Linked DNA regions of Homo sapiens: all the other regions are linked to region 2. A link is an interaction called in ENCODE POLR2A ChIA-PET data of the cell type or tissue named here. Cell type or tissue: OCI-LY7. All regions are shown on one strand. Region 1 overlaps ARHGEF2 (Rho/Rac guanine nucleotide exchange factor 2). Region 2 overlaps SYT11 (synaptotagmin 11). Region 3 overlaps GON4L (gon-4 like).

Region 1 (5,000 bases), 85 kb before region 2:
GAAGGTTCTAAAGCTCTGATAAGGAAGGAAGAGGGTTTCCAGAATAGGGGCCAGGGTGCTACTGAGACCCCATGTCTTGGTGTCCATACATCCTTCCTTGCTTCTTTGCTTCCTTCCTTTTCTTTCATTTTGAGACATGTATTGGGTGCCTATTGTATACCAGGTATTGTGCTAAGGGCTTTCATATTCTTTATTTATCCTTGATGTAGCAGTAGTGTGGATGAAGGTGTGTAGCAAGAAGAACTTCCCATGGGATTTGTGAGAAAGAGACAGAATGACTCTAGGTCTGAGCGTGGTGGCTCACACCTATAATTCTAGCACTTTGGGGAGGCTGGGGCAGGAGGATCACTTGATCCTAGGAGTTCGAGACCAGCCTGGGCAACATAGCAAGACGCTGTCTCTACAAAAAAAATTTAAAAATTAGGTGAGCATCATGATGCATGCCTGTGGTCCCAGCTATTTGGAGGGCTGAGGTGGAAGGATCACTTGAGCCCGGGAGGTCAAGGCTGCGGTGAGCCATGATCATGCCAATGTACTCCAGTCCAGGCAACAGAGTGAGACCCTGTCTCAAAAAAAAAAAGAAAAAAAAAAGTATCTAGATGCTGGAGAGCAAAGGACTGAACCAAGCAGGAAGGGCCTCTGAGCACTGGGGTGGGTGTTATGGATTGTGGAGTAATGGGCCCTTTTTCTTGGTGCATAGGTTGGGTCTTGGAGGTAAAGGGCTGTCCTACTTGGGCGTGGGTAAATGGGAGACCAATGTGATTATCTTAAGAATACCTGGAAAAGAGTAGGACAAAGAACCAAACAAGCCCACTCACTCCACCTCTGGAGCAGGCACCCCTGGTAAGCAGGCCCTATGTCCTTCCATCCTCAGAAGCCTGAGCCCTGGGGCGGGCACAGGCAACCTCCGGGACAATAGCACTAGGCAGTGCCAGGGTCGCTTGCTGCTGGGCAGTGCCCATGCTGGGATGTGCTGCTGCTGTGGCTGCTGCCCGCTGCTGGCCCACCTAGAGCAGGGGTCACTTCGAGAGAGGGTGAGTGTTGGGAGGTGGAGGAGGCAGGGCCCAGAGTACCAGGGCTGTCTGTGGAGCATTGATGCCAGAGAGAGGAAGGGCCACTAGAGACCCTGTTCTCTGGCTGCCCCAGTCTTCTCCCTCCCTTTGCCACTCCATCTGAGCTGGTCAGACAGATGAGTGTTTGTGGATGCCACAGGGGGAGGGTGGAGGGCAAAGGACAGAGGTCAGGTGTGGAAGAGAGTACTCGTAGCAGCACTGGGGCAGAGCTGCAGCACTGCCCATTCTGGAGTGACCCTGGTCCAGCCATGTTGTTTTTTTTAATACTATTTTCAGCTTGCTTGCTTTTACTTATGTGTGTATATATATATATGTATATATTTTTTTTTTTTATAGAGATGGGTCTCGCTGTGTTGCTCAGGTTGTTCTCAAACTCCTGGCCTCAAGCGATCCTCCCACCTCAGCCCCGCAAAGTGCTGGGATTACAGGTGTGAGCCACCTCACCGGCCTCTTGCTTTTAATTCAAATGTAATACATGCTCAAACTTTTGGTTTGAGTTATATAGAAGGCTGGGAGGGCAGGAGAGGAGGAGAAAAGGGAGAGTATATGGCAGTGGGAAGAGATTTTTGGACTTGGTGTTTGAGGTCCTGTGAGGTTATTATTCAAAGGTGAATTTGAACTTCTTTTTTTTTTTTTGAGACATAGTCTCACTCTGTGGCCCAGGCTGGAGTGCAGTGGCCCAATCTCAACCCACCACAACCTCCAACCTCCCCGGTTCAAGCAATTCTCCTGCCTCAGCCTCCCAAGTAGCTGGGATTACAGGTGCCTGCCACTACGCCCAGCTAATTTTTTGTATTTTTAGTAGAGATGGGGTTTCACCATGTTGGTCAGGCTGGTCTCGAACTCCTGACCTCAGGTAATCCACCCGCCTCGACCTCCCAAAGTGCTGGGATTGCAGGTGTGAGCCACTGCACCCAGCCTGAATTTGAACTTCTAAAGAGGTATAATTTGGTGCAAGATAGGTGGAGGTTAGACCAAAGGGAGCATTTTCTAGTGGTCCGGGTAGGTAGGTGCCAGAATAGAAAAAAGGAGGCCAGAACATTTTAGAGGTTTGAGTTAGAGGCTAGAGGCAGCTCAGCTTCCTGAATAAGCCTAGGTAGAGGAGCAGTTGGCCTGCGTGAGGAGGAGGGGAGGAGAGGCTGTGGGCGGGAGAGGAGAACAGTGGCGGAGAAGCAAGGCTGAGAAAGGGAAGGCAGAGCGGGAGGAGCCTAGGAGGGAGACCCTGAGAAGAGAAGGGAGGACATAGAGAGAGCAGGAGACAGGAGGAGGATGCGAAAAATGGATGATTGGGGATGGGGAGGATGCATGAGGGGAGAAGGGATTGACCCCAAGACCTCTGGGCTCTGGACATCATCAGGCAAACCTGGAGCTTGGGAAGAGAGGCAGGAAAGAGAAGGATCTTGGGCCCAGGCACTGCAGCCCCATGCCCTCTGTCCCTGCACTGTTGACTCAGCCCCTCCACACTTCCCCTTTCTTTCTACCATTTTCTGCCCCAAGCACCAGGCCCGTGCATCTCTTCCCCTCCTCCACCTCTCAGCTGCTGGCGTGGCCTCGTGGCCTCGGCTGAGTCAGTACTGGTCTCCTAGAGTCCGGGCTGAGTGCTTCCCGCTGAACTGTAATCCTCTGTCCCCAGTCCAGGTCCTCTGACTTGGGGCTTCTACCCTCAGCCATCTGGATCCTGATTTTTGATTTCTGAGAGCCTGGGAAACCTTGGAGGGAGTGGTCTTCTCAGCTTCTAGTCCTGCTCCAAGAGCGGAGGGAAAATCCAGAGATCAGAGTCACAACTAAGGAAGGTCCTAGAATAGTGGGAAGAGTGATATCCCCCTCTTCTCACCTTCTCAGGCTTTTTGGGAATCACAGGGGCTTGAAGAGGGACAGATTGGAGGTCAGGGAGAATGACTTGACTTGCAGAGGCAGGGGCACTGGGGGAAATGGGAGACAGCAGAGATGGAAAATGCGGCTCAGAGGCTCCGAGGAAGGTGTGCGCCATCTGCGGAGATCAACACTGAAGGATGGAGGGTAGATGTCAGAAAGGACTTCCTAGGATGGGAGAGACCAGTTGGGTAAGGAGCAATAGAGGAAACTCTCCTAGGTTTTAACTCTGGAAAGTAGTATGAGAGGGATAAAAGTTAGACTGCAGGAGAGATTTTCCGCTGGAAGCAACCAAGATGGCTGGCTGAGCTTCCTTACTTAAAGATCCCAGAGTGGAAGAGTGACCCAAAGGCAGCTAGCTGCCTTTGCCTCAAGGTTAGTAGGGGACATGCTGCCTCCCAGACAGGCCCTGTGTGCCGTGGCTGAGGGTTGGTGAAAAGAGTTAGAGGTCTGGGATCCTGACCCCTGGGTTGGGGGTGGCAGGGGAGGCATTCTGCCCCCTTCAGCCAATCTAATAAGGGGATCTCCTGCCCCCCCCACTGTGACTGCCACAGAGACAGCAGATCCAACACTGGTTGTCATGGTTATAAGAGGAGCTAACTCCCATAGATTGGAAAGCGCTGGTGAGCTGGCACCCTCCGCTTCGCCTGCTCTCCCCTCCTCTCTGCGCATCTTCCCCCTAGCACAGAGAAGAGAGTACAGCAGCTCGGGGGTGAGCAGAGCTAGGGCTGGGAAGGTGGAGTGAGGACGCAGAGACCTAGAGCCAGGGAGATGAGTGGCAACAGGAGGCAGCCCAGCCGTAGGGGCCAGGTAGGTCAGGGACCCAGAACCCATCCGGGCTGGCTGCCCCAGAGCCTGGCCTGGTCACTCCCGGACAGCTGCCTCTGACACCCAGTTGCAGGCTCTGCTTTAGGAACTGGTGTCTTTCCAGCATCCTCAGGCTGGCATTTTTTCCTTGCCTCTGCCCCCAGCCTGTCTCTCTGGACTCCAGGCACCCTGGCATTTTCCAGCCTCACTTCCTCTCCCTCTCATCCCTTCCACAGACCCGGGAAAAGGAGAAGATGAAGGAAGCCAAGGATGCCCGCTATACCAATGGGCACCTCTTCACCACCATTTCAGTTTCAGGCATGACCATGTGCTATGCCTGTAACAAGAGCATCACAGCCAAGGAAGCCCTCATCTGCCCAAGTAAGTTGTTTGGACCCTGAGAGTCACCCAGACTCGGTGCCCACTGACCCTGATCTTTTCATCTGTTTTTTCTGCCTGGATCCATGAGGGTCACTCTTCTCTCTGATCCCCAGCTGGGCCCAAATGCCAGGGCCAGTTGCTTGATCCCTTGCTCCCTGTCCTCACTCTGAGGGGTGGTGGCTGTTGGAATATGGCATAAGCCGGACTATCTGGGAATGTGGGGGAGGGGAGGCTGTGCTGGCTCCTCTTGCAGCTGTCATCCACCAGGCACCCCCCTTGCTCCCCGAACAGCTGCTAAGGGTTAGGGGAACTGATTGGAGAAGGAGCAGGAATGTTGTATGTGTGGAGGGGGTGGGGTGGGGGGTGACAGAGGAACTGGGTGGAAAGCTGCCAGCCTTGCAGCTGGCTCTGCCTGTCTTCCTGCGCAGAGCTGGGCATTCAGGACTTCACAGTCCCCTTGCCCCTTTCTTTCTATTGACTATGGGTGGAGCCTGAAATCTCTGCTGTTTCAAGCAGAAGATGTGATTAGGACCCTTCATCTCAAATTTCTAGTGAGAAAGAGGGAATGTAGCAGGGATGTGTGTGTTGAGGGGCAGGGGTTAGAATTCCTGCCCTTCATCCACATCTGAGTGTAGTCCTGTCTTTAGGGAGTATAAGCCAGGAATTCTTTCCTTCCCCAGTACACAGAGGGCTCCTGCTGCCCCCTCTCCCTCAATTCCTCCTGAAGTTATGGCAGAGATGCCTCTGATTAGAGCAGGATTGAAGGTATTGTGACCTGCTACTGAATAGCGGACAAAAGCTCTAGCCTGTAAATCCCTATGAAACTTGGGGAAGGAACCCCCAGAAAGGACCAGTGATGGGCAACCC
Region 2 (5,000 bases):
TTAATATTGTCCTCTGCTACACTCTACAAGAACAGCACTCTTGTTCACCAATGTATTGTATCTGTAGTGCCTGGCACATAGTAGACACTCAAATAAATATTTGTTGACTAATAAATGAATGAGAGGCCATTATCCTAAGCACAGGAACAGAAAACCAAGTACTGCATGTTCTTACTAGTAAGAGGGAGCTAAACATTGAGTACTTATGGACACAGAAACGGCAACAATAGAGACTGGGGACTACCAGAAGGGGGAGGGTTTAAAAACTATCGGCCTACACTTTGGGAGGCCAAGGTGGGTGGATCACCTGAGGTCAGGAGTTCAAGACCAGAGAAACCCCGTCTCTACTAAAAATACAAAAATTAGCCGGGCGTAGTGGTGCGGGCCTGTAATCCCAGCTACTTGGGAGGCTGAGGCAGGGAGAATTGCTTGAACCTGGAGGCGGAGGTTGCGGTGAGCCGAGATCGTGCCATTGCGCTCCAGCCTGGGAAACAATTGTGAAACTCCATCTCAAAAAAAAAAAAAAAAAAAATTAGCGGGGTGTGGTGATGCATGCCTGCAATCCCAGCTACTCAGGAGGCTGAGGCACAAGAATCACTTGAACCCAGGAGGCGGAGGTTGCTGTGAGCCAAGATCATGCCACTGCACTCCAGCCTGGGCAACAGAGCAAGACTCTGTCTCCCGGAAAAAAAAAAAAGACCAGCCTTCCCAAGATAGTGAGGGCCACATCTCTACAAAACAAAATTTAAAAATTAGCCAGGTGGCCGGGCACAGTGGCTCAAGCCTGTAATCTCAGCACTTTGGGAGGCCGAGGCAGGTGTGTCACCTGAGGTCAGGAGTTCAAGACCATCCTGGCCAATATGGTGAGACCCTCATCTCTACTAAAAATACAAAAATTAGCCGGGCAAGGTGGTGCGTGCCTGTAATCCCAGCTACTCAGGAGGTTGAGGCACAAGAATTGCTTGAACCTGGGAGGCAGAGTTTATAGTGAGCCGAGATCGTGCCACTGCACTCCAGCCTGGGCAATAGAGTGAGACTCTGTCTCAAGAAAAAAAAAAAAAAAAATTAGCCAGGTATGGTGGTGTGCACCAGTCTCAGTTATGTGGGAGGCTGAGGTAGGAGGATCAATTTAACTCAGGAGGTCGAGACTGTAGTGAGCCATGATTGCGCCACTCTATTCCAGCCTGGGCAATAGAGTGACTGTTTTAAAACAAACAAACGAACAACTGGGTACTATGCTAAGTATCTAGGTGACAGGATCATTAGGATCCCAAATCCCAGCATCACTCAATAAAGCCAGATAACAAAAACCTGCACATGTGTCCCCCCTGAATCTAAAATGAAAGTTGAAAAAAAAAATTATGGCTGGGTGTGGTGGCTCACACCTATAATCCCAACACTTTGGGAGGCTGAGGCGGGTGGATCACGAAGTCAGGAGTTTGAGACCAGCCTGACCAACATGTTGAAATCCTGTCTCTACTAAAAATATAAAAATTAGCCGGGCATGGTGGCGCCCTCCTGTAGTCCCAGCTACTCAGGAGGCTGATGCAGGAGAATCGCTTGAACCTGGAAGGTGGAGTTTGTAGTGAGCCGAGATCACGCCACTGCACTCCAGCCTGGGCAACAGAGCAAGACTCTGTCTCAAAAAAAAAAAAAAAGAAAGAAAGAAAGAAAGAAAATTATTCAAGCCAAACATCAAACATTAACTTTTGCCATTTAATGTTTCACTCAGAAATTAAACTTTCATAACCCAGTGCAAGCTGCATAAAGAAAAAGATAATTTGACTGGGCGCAGTGGCTCACGCCTATAATCCCAGCACTTTGGGAGGCCGAGGTGGGTGGATCACAAGGTCAGGAGATCAAGACCATCTTGGCTAACACAGTGAAACTCCGTCTCTACTAAAAATACAAAACATTAGCCGGGCGTAGTGGCGGGCGCCTGTAGTCCCAGCTACTCAGGAGGCTGAGGCAGGAGAATGGGGTGAACCCGGGAGGCAGAGCTTGCAGTGAGCCAAGATTGCGCCACTGTACTCCAGCCTCGGCGACAAAGCCAGACTCCATCTCAAAAAAAAAAAAAAAAGAAAAGAAAAAGGTAATTTATTAAGCCTTGGAACTGAGAAGGCTCAGATCTGTCTGAAGACACGGCTTCATCTGAGGTCAAAGATGTCATGGAGTCTGATTTCTCTCTCCCCCTGTTTTAGCTGTACTTCTGTGCAGGCTCCATTCTCAGGCTCTCTCCTCTCTGGGGCACAGTGACTACAGAAGCCTCAGCCCCACATCCTCCCATGTTCAGGTCTAGGGAGATCCTTCATAGCTCCTGACAGGCCTTGAGGCCGGGTGCGGTGGCTCACGCCTGTAATCCCAGCACTTTGGGAGGCTAAGGCAGAAGGATAACTTGAGGCCGGGAGTTTCAGGCCAGCCTGGCCAATATGGTGAGACCCCCATCTCTACTAAAAATACAAATATTAGCCAAACTTGGTGGCACGCACCTGTAGTCCCAGCTGCTTGAGGTCGCTGGAACCCAGGAGGCGGATGTTACAGTGAGCCGAGATTGAGCCACTGCACTCCAGCCTGGGCAACAGAGCGAGACTGTCTAAAAAAAAAAAAAAAAAAAAAAAAAAGTAAATGAATGAATGAGGGAACAGAATTGGCCTGTCTCAGGATTGCTTTTTGGGATAAATATTTCCAATTAAAGGGGCAGATTGATTCTCAGCACTACGAACCATCATCTCTCCCTCTGGTAGTGATGGTCTCAGAAATTACATTTCAAGAGGAAAACAGAAAGACCAGAAGTCCTAACTACAGCAAGCAGCAAACCAACTCACTTGTCAAATGAGAGTATCTAGGATGGGAGCCTGGAATCTGCATTTTTAAACAAGTGCCTCAGATGATTCTGAATCAAGTGGTCTGGGGACCACAGTTTGGAAAACACACCCTAGAACATCCTTTTGGAGTCTGAGTGTTAACCTCACTGAGAGTCCTCCAGCTTTCCAGAGAATCAGGCTGACATCACTGTGCCTATGTAATGTGAATCAGTCTTTATTTTGCACTTGTGTGGTGCATTAACAAATTCAACATACAAGATAGCATTACATATTGTAGATTAGCATTACAGCATTATGCAATTTCACACAATTCATGTTAGCTTTTTCAGTTTTCTTTTTTTTTCAAAATTTGACACATTTATTTTATTTTTGAGTTTCATTTTTACAAGAGAAGACACAAGGTAAAGAAAGACAACCACTTTGGAGAGGGATCATGGTGAGGGCAATGTCACTGTCATGGCCATAGTACAAGCCTTCCAAGAAAAGGGACCTGCGTTATTCCCTCTCCTGAGCAAGCTGCCCCTGTCCCACAAACCAGTTCTATCTGTTTTCACATCTAGAGCACTGTCCATAAACATGTCCATCTTGGCTGTGCTCCAGTGAGATGAACTGAAAGAAGGAATAACTCATAAAGGGACCTTTGTTATTAAGAAAAATTCTTGTCTTCCCAAAGGAATCAAGATCTCTTCAGAGAAGGAGCAACTGTTGGAAAATCAGAAGTGACCATTCCCTAACCTATTCCTGACCACGAATGCCTTGTGCAAAAGCTAAGATGTGACTCTCTTGTCTTTCTTTCAACTGACTCTTAGGAGAAGGCATTCCTCCTCCACTCTTATCAGTTAGCTCTGGAAAGAACAAATGTGAAAGCCAAAGTCAGCTAAGAAACTTTGAGACGGCAAAGTCAAGGGCACGATGGATCAGGCCTGAGGTAGGAGGGAGGAGCCCTGCACTGTCCGCCTCTTTGCCTTTTTCTGGCAAAGACACTGAGGCAGTTCCTAGGCTACAGAACAACTGGTTCCTCCCCTGTCACCTCAGCACCCACTGCTCAGTAGACCCAAAGATGCAAGGAATAAAGCTACAAGGAAATGGGGAAGAGAGAGGAGAGTGGGGTGAGGCTGTTTTCCCAGACGTTTGTCAGGAGGAGCTACAGAGGCACACACAGCAGGGCAAAGACCAGACTATCTCCACCTGTTGTTTTGCATTGTTTCTGGGAAGGAAACAAAAGCGGGTTTGCTCAGCGATTTCTGATCTTTAGACATTAAGGCGATGAAGAGGAACCATTTAAATTTTTTCCTAATGGGGCTTCAGAATGCTCCTGTCAGATTTACATTAAACTATCTCAAAATGCATTTTTAGAAAACAAAAATTATTTTCTTCTACTTATGATACAGTATTTACATTTCATGGGGTATAGGACAGAGACTAGTGGTATGACCCCAACTGATGGTGAAGTTGTGAGTCAGATTATGGGGGGTGGGGGTTGGCAGGGACAAGAACAGAGAGTAGGCTTTGTGACTGCTCAGAATTGCTCTGCATTGTCAAGAACATGGGCTGAAATCAAACAAAAGGTTTAGGGGGAGCAGAATGGTTTTAAATCCACAAAAGCTGAGGGAACACTGAAAGCAAGATCACCCCCCCGTCCATAGAGACTCAGCTTTCCGACTCCCTTCGCCAAAGCAAGGTTAAAAGTGATGTTCTTCTATGGAAGTGAACACTTCAGTCTCAACTAACCTTTCACGCCCTGGATCAAGCTGTTAAGCAACAGCTTGACTGAGTTCCTCCTCAGGTGGGCAAAAATATCTACTGCCTATCCAAGTTTACCTAGTTTATTTTAATTAATTAATTAATTAATTTTTGAGACAGGATCTCACTCTGTTACCCAGCCCAGAGTGCAGTGGCATGATCATGGCTCACTGCAGCCTCTACCTCTGGGCTCAAATGATCCTCCCACCTCAGCCTCCTGAATAGCTGGGACCACAGGCGTGCAGCACCACACCTAGTTAATTTTTTGTATTTTTGATAGAGATGGAGTTTCGTCATGTAGCCCAGGCTGGTCTTGAACTCCTGGGCTCAAGCGATCTTTCCACCTCGGCCTCCCAAAATACTGGGATTACAGGCGTGAGCCACTGCGCCCGGCCCCAAGTTTACCTATTATCCATGGAGTCTGTGCCATCT
Region 3 (5,000 bases), 51 kb after region 2:
GACTCTGACATCCCAGAGTCAGCACAAAGGAATACCTCTCAAAATAACAAAAGCCTGCCTTACATGGAATAGAAACAACTGCCCAAATTGCCAAAACAGGGACTACAAACATGACAACTGGATAAACATAAGTGTGCATTTAGGCACTAAGAGCAGAAAAGTAAAATGACTGGTCATTAGAAGCTAAAGAGAAAAGGTCTGAGAGAGAAGGTGACAAAGTAAATTACAAAGGACGTGGATGTCCAGGTGTGCTTCTGTCTGGGGCACCCAGATGATGGGGGACAACGAACTGACTAACAACCCAGAGACACTATTCCCCATTTCCTGATTGATTTGAAAAGGTAAAGGGAGAGGAGAGTGAAAGAGAAAGTAAATCAGTTAAAGAACACCACATCGGCCAGGCGTGGTGGCTCACGCCTATAATCCCAGCAGTCTGGGAGGCCGAGGCGGGGGGATCACGAGGTCAGGAGTTCAAGACCAACCTGGCCAATGTGGTGAAACCCTGTCTCTACTAAAAATACAAAAATTAGCTGGGTGTGGTGGCAGGCACCTGTCATCCCAGCTACTCGGGAGGCTGAAAGCAGGAGAATCGCTTGAACCCGGGAGGCGAGGTTGCAGTGAGCCGAGATTGTGCCACTGCACTCCACCCTGGGTGACAGAGCAAGATGTCGTCTCAAAAAAAAAAAAAAAAAACGAAAACAAAACACACATTGAGGGGGAACAAAGGGGACACTCATCTTTTCGTGGAGGCCAAATGGTGCCAGTCAGTCTTTGGGTTCAAGCAATTCTCATGCCTCAGCCTCCCAAGTACCTGGGACTACAGGCGTGCACCACCATGGCTGGCTAATTTTTTGTATTTTTAGTAGAGCCGGGGTTTTGCTCTGTTGCCCAGGCTAGTATCGAACTCCTGAGCTCAGGCAATCCACCTGCCTTGGCCTCCCAAAGTGCTAGGATTACAGGCGTGAGCCACGGTGCTCAACCCAATCAGTCTTAATTTAGGGTCTGGCTAAAGGTCTCCCTCAGTTCCTTTTGGCTTATTATTGGTCTCTTCATGGTCACCAAGGAATGACGCAGGTGAACCCCAAATTGGGGCTCAGCCCAGGAGCATTCTTGGCTTCGCACTGGAAGGAATCATGAATGGGCCAACAGTGAATTGAAAGTAAGTTTATTAGAGCAACAGAGGAAGGGAAATGGCTGCTCTGTAAGAGAAGCAGCCGCAGCAGCAGACCTGCGGATTGCTGGCTAGCTGTATGTATACAAAGACAACATGGAAAAAAAATGAAACGGTGCCAAATGCCAAAATACCCAGAGTATCCAGGCATCAGCCCATGAGGGTCCCCATACCAAATGACGAAAATCCCAGAGCACCTAGGGGGTGGCCAACAGTGACCCTCAAAAGCATGAGACCTGTATAGCCATATATATATGGGTATACTTTGATTATATGCTAAAATAAGGGGCAGATTTTTTTTTTTTTTTAATTGATCATTCTTGGGTGTTTCTCGCAGAGGGGGATTTGGCAGGGTCATAGGACAATAGTGGAGGGAAGGTCAGCAGATAAACAAGTGAACAAAGGTCTCTGGTTTTCCTAGGCAGAGGACCCTGCGGCCTTCCGCAGTGTTTGTGTCCCTGGGTCCTTGAGATTAGGGAGTGGTGATGACTTAACGAGCATGCTGCCTTCAAGCATCTGTTTAACAAAGCACATCTTGCACCGCCCTTAATCCATTTAACCCTGAGTGGACACAGCACATGTTTCAGAGAGCACAGGGTTGGGGGTAAGGTCACAGATCAACAGGATAAGAATTTTTCTTAGTACAGAACAAAATGAAAAGTCTCCCATGTCTACCTATTTCTACACAGACACGGCAACCATCCAATTTCTCAATCTTTTCCCCACCTTTCCCCCCTTTGTATTACACAAAACCGCCATTGTCATCATGGCCCGTTCTCAATGAGCTGTTGGGTACACCTCCCAGACGGGGTGGTGGCCGGGCAGAGGGGCTCCTCACTTCCCAGTAGGGGCGGCTGGGCAGAGGCGCCCCTCACCTCCCGGACGGGGCGGCTGGCTGGGCAGAGGGGCTCCTCACTTCCCAGTAGGGGCAGCTGGGCAGAGGCGAAGGGGCGGATTTTTAATGGATTTTCTGGAAAAGGGGCGAGGACTTCCCGGAACTGAGAGTCCCTCCCCTTTTAAACCATATAAGGTAACATCTGGGGGTTGCCATGGCATTTGTAAACTGTCATGGTGCTGGTAGGAGGTTCTTTTAGCATGCAGATAAAAGGAGGGCAACAGGAGGTGGCTTTCATCACCATCTTGCTTTTAGCTGGTTTTGGCCAGTTTCTTTGATCAGCTCCTGTTTTGTTCAGCGGGGTCTTTCGAACAGTGCTTGGAAAACAAGTCCTGCTGATCTCCTACCTCAAATGGAATGTGAGGTGACAATAGGGCCAGCAAGCAAAAATAGAAATCTGAGATTGAAGTTTAGTAAGAGGCAAGGACTAGAAATGTTCAGTGTTAGTCATGGTTCTTCTCCATGGAAACAGACATGGAGGGGGAAGAGCAGTGGATTGAAGACAACCTTGCCTTGAGGAAGAAGATAACAGAGAAGGAACAACTGGAGAAGTAATAGTAAAAGTGAAAAGAGGAAGGAGAGCTTTAAGAACAAGGTACTTTAAAATGTAAATTTAAAATTTAGTAGCAAAGGAGGGATAAGGATAATACCTGAGAAAAAGGTTACATTTGAAGATTGATGATCTTGGAGAGTAGATTCAGGAGTTTGTTGGGGAAAGGACATTATATGAAGCAGTTAAAGAGGAAGGAATGGGGCTGGGAACAGTGGCTCACACCTGTAATCCCAACACTTTGGAAGGCCAAGGTGTGAGGATCTTGTGGCCAGGAGTTCAAGAACAGCCTGGGCAAGATAGCTAGGTTCCATCTCTACAGAAAATTTTAAAAATTAGCCAAGTGTGGTAGTGCATCCCTGTAGTCCTAGCTACTCAGGAGTAGCTAGGGGGATAGCTTGAGCCCAGGAGTTCAAGGTTGCAGTGAGCTCTGATCGCACCACTGCATTGCAACCTGGGTGACAGAGCAAGACCTTGTCTGTAAAAAAAAGAAAAAGGAGGAGGAATGAAACCCCAGAGATTTTTCTTTCTTTCCTCTCCCCCATCCCCCTCCTCCCCTCCTCCCTTCCTCCCCTCCTCCTCTCCTCCCCTCTCCTCCCCACTCTCCTCTTCCCTCTTATCCCCTTCCCTCACCTCCCCTCCCCTTCCTTCCCTTTTTTTTTTTTTTTTTTTTTTTTTTTGGAGACAGAGTCTCGCTTTGTTGACCAGGCTGGAGTGCAGTGGTGTGATCTCGGCTCACTGCAAGCTCCACCTCCCGGGTTCACGCCATTCTTCTGCCTCAGCCTCCCGAGTAGCTGGGACTACAGGCACCTGCCATCATGCCTGGCTAATTTTTTGTATTTTTAGTAGAGATGGGGTTTCCCCGTAGCCAGGATGGTCTTGATCTCCTGACCTTGTGATCTGCCCGCCTCGGCCTCCCAAAATGCTGGGATCACAGGTGTGAGCCACCATGCCTGGCCTTCCTTCCTTTTTTTGCAGTGGGAGAATGGGTGAGAAATAGCTAGAGAAGGCAGCGAGATTATTGCATATTTTTTCAAGATAAGTTGTCAGAAGGAACTGGAGGAAATTATAAGATTAAAATGCTAGAGAAGGAATGGATAAATAACTATGGGTTCATAGTCACTCAGTTATTGATAAGTGTAATTAAGAGATTTTAAAAATCAGTTCACAGATATCCGGATTTAAATAAACATTTATTGTTTAGTATTATCTGTGATATCACTCCCCTTCATTAATCTGGAGAACTGAAAATTGATTATACTACTTTGCACTTTAATTAGTTGTATATACAAGTAATAGCAATAAAAGTACACTATGAGTGTCTCTCCAGAATTTTTCTTCAAGTAACTTTTTTTTTTTTTTTTTTTGCCAATCAGATAATGTAACACAAAACAGAGAGGAAGAAAGAAAGATTGACAATTCACATATATCTACTTTGGAAAATATTGAAAACTTTAAAGGAGAAAATAAAAATCACCCGTAGCCCTGCTGTTTAGTATGTGTTTTTGTTGTTTTACTTTCTTTTAAGTAACATTTTAGTTTTCTGATTATGAAAGCAGCAGCATCATATACACTGTAGAAAAAATGAAAATACATAGAAAGATAGTTGGATTATTTTCAAGTATTGACATTTTGTTACAATTGATACCTTTTTGTTGTTGTTATTGTTTGTTTGTTTGTTTGTTTTTGAGACAGAGTCTCGCTCTGTCACCCAGGCTGGAGTGCAGTGGCATGATCTTGGCTCACCACAACCTCCACTTCCTAGGTTCAAGCAATTCTCCTGCCTCAGCCTCCCGAGTAGCTGGGATTACAGGCGCCTGCCACCACACCTGGCTAATTTTTGTATTTTCAGTAGAGGTGGGGTTTCCCCATGTTGGTCAGGCTGGTCTTGAACTCCTGACCTTGTGATCCACCTGCCTCGGCCTCCCAAAGTGCTGGGATTACGGTGTGAGCCACTGCGCTAGGCGCACCTTGCCGGGCAATACATTGTTAAATCATGTTTCTTTTTTCTTTTTTTTTCTTTCTTTTTTTTTTTTTTTTTTTTTTTGAGACGGAGTCTTGCTTTGTTGCCCAGGTTGGAGTGGAGTGTAGTGGCGTGATCTTAGCTCACTGCAACCTCCACCTCCCGGGCTCAGGTGATTCTCTTGCCTCAGCCTCCCGAGTAGCTGGGATTACAGGCATGTGCCACTGCGCCTGGCTAAGTTTTGTATTTTTAGTAGAGATAGGGTTTCGCCATGTTGGCCAGGCTGGTCTTGAACTCCTGATCTCAAGTGATCCACCCACCTCGGCCTTCCAAAGTGTTGGGATTACAGGCTGGAGTGCAGTGGTGTGATTTCGGCTCACTGCAAGCTCCGCCTCCTGGGTTTGCATTGTCCAGCCTAAAT

What was found. ChIA-PET counts read pairs that join two places held together with the same protein. Peaks named below come from ENCODE experiments on the same cell type or tissue, not always from the same donor. Only the 100,000 strongest peaks of a DNase experiment are listed, where the experiment ranks them.
Region 1: POLR2A ChIA-PET joins it to region 2 with 5 read pairs; 8 of 35 experiments call an interaction of 5 or more read pairs at or near these places.
Region 3: POLR2A ChIA-PET joins it to region 2 with 6 read pairs; 5 of 35 experiments call an interaction of 5 or more read pairs at or near these places.

Annotation. Positions count from the first base shown.
Region 1 is chr1:155,968,289-155,973,288 of GRCh38, reverse strand. ARHGEF2 (Rho/Rac guanine nucleotide exchange factor 2) reads left to right here. Exons shown (of 22, transcript NM_001162383.2): 2 at 3,989-4,133. Among named protein-coding and RNA genes, the nearest start is that of ARHGEF2, 7.8 kb to the left of the region's middle. RefSeq lists enhancers at 2,454-2,503, 2,514-2,693, 2,744-2,843 and a silencer at 4,961-5,000. In OCI-LY7, no CTCF peak of the experiment used is centred here; a DNase peak (open chromatin) is centred at 2,588; H3K4me3 peaks cover 1,820 bases; H3K27ac peaks cover 1,984 bases.
Region 2 is chr1:155,883,215-155,888,214 of GRCh38, reverse strand. SYT11 (synaptotagmin 11) reads right to left here. Exons shown (of 4, transcript NM_152280.5): 4 at 3,016-5,000. Among named protein-coding and RNA genes, the nearest start is that of RIT1, 26 kb to the left of the region's middle. In OCI-LY7, CTCF peaks have their summits at 1,287, 1,488 and 4,805; DNase peaks (open chromatin) are centred at 2,494, 2,844, 4,034 and 4,554; H3K4me3 peaks cover 2,850 bases; H3K27ac peaks cover 3,974 bases.
Region 3 is chr1:155,831,943-155,836,942 of GRCh38, reverse strand. All of the region lies in intron 2 of GON4L (gon-4 like), which reads left to right. Among named protein-coding and RNA genes, the nearest start is that of GON4L, 23 kb to the left of the region's middle. RefSeq lists a silencer at 2,311-2,605. In OCI-LY7, no CTCF peak of the experiment used is centred here; a DNase peak (open chromatin) is centred at 3,042; H3K4me3 peaks cover 748 bases; H3K27ac peaks cover 1,786 bases.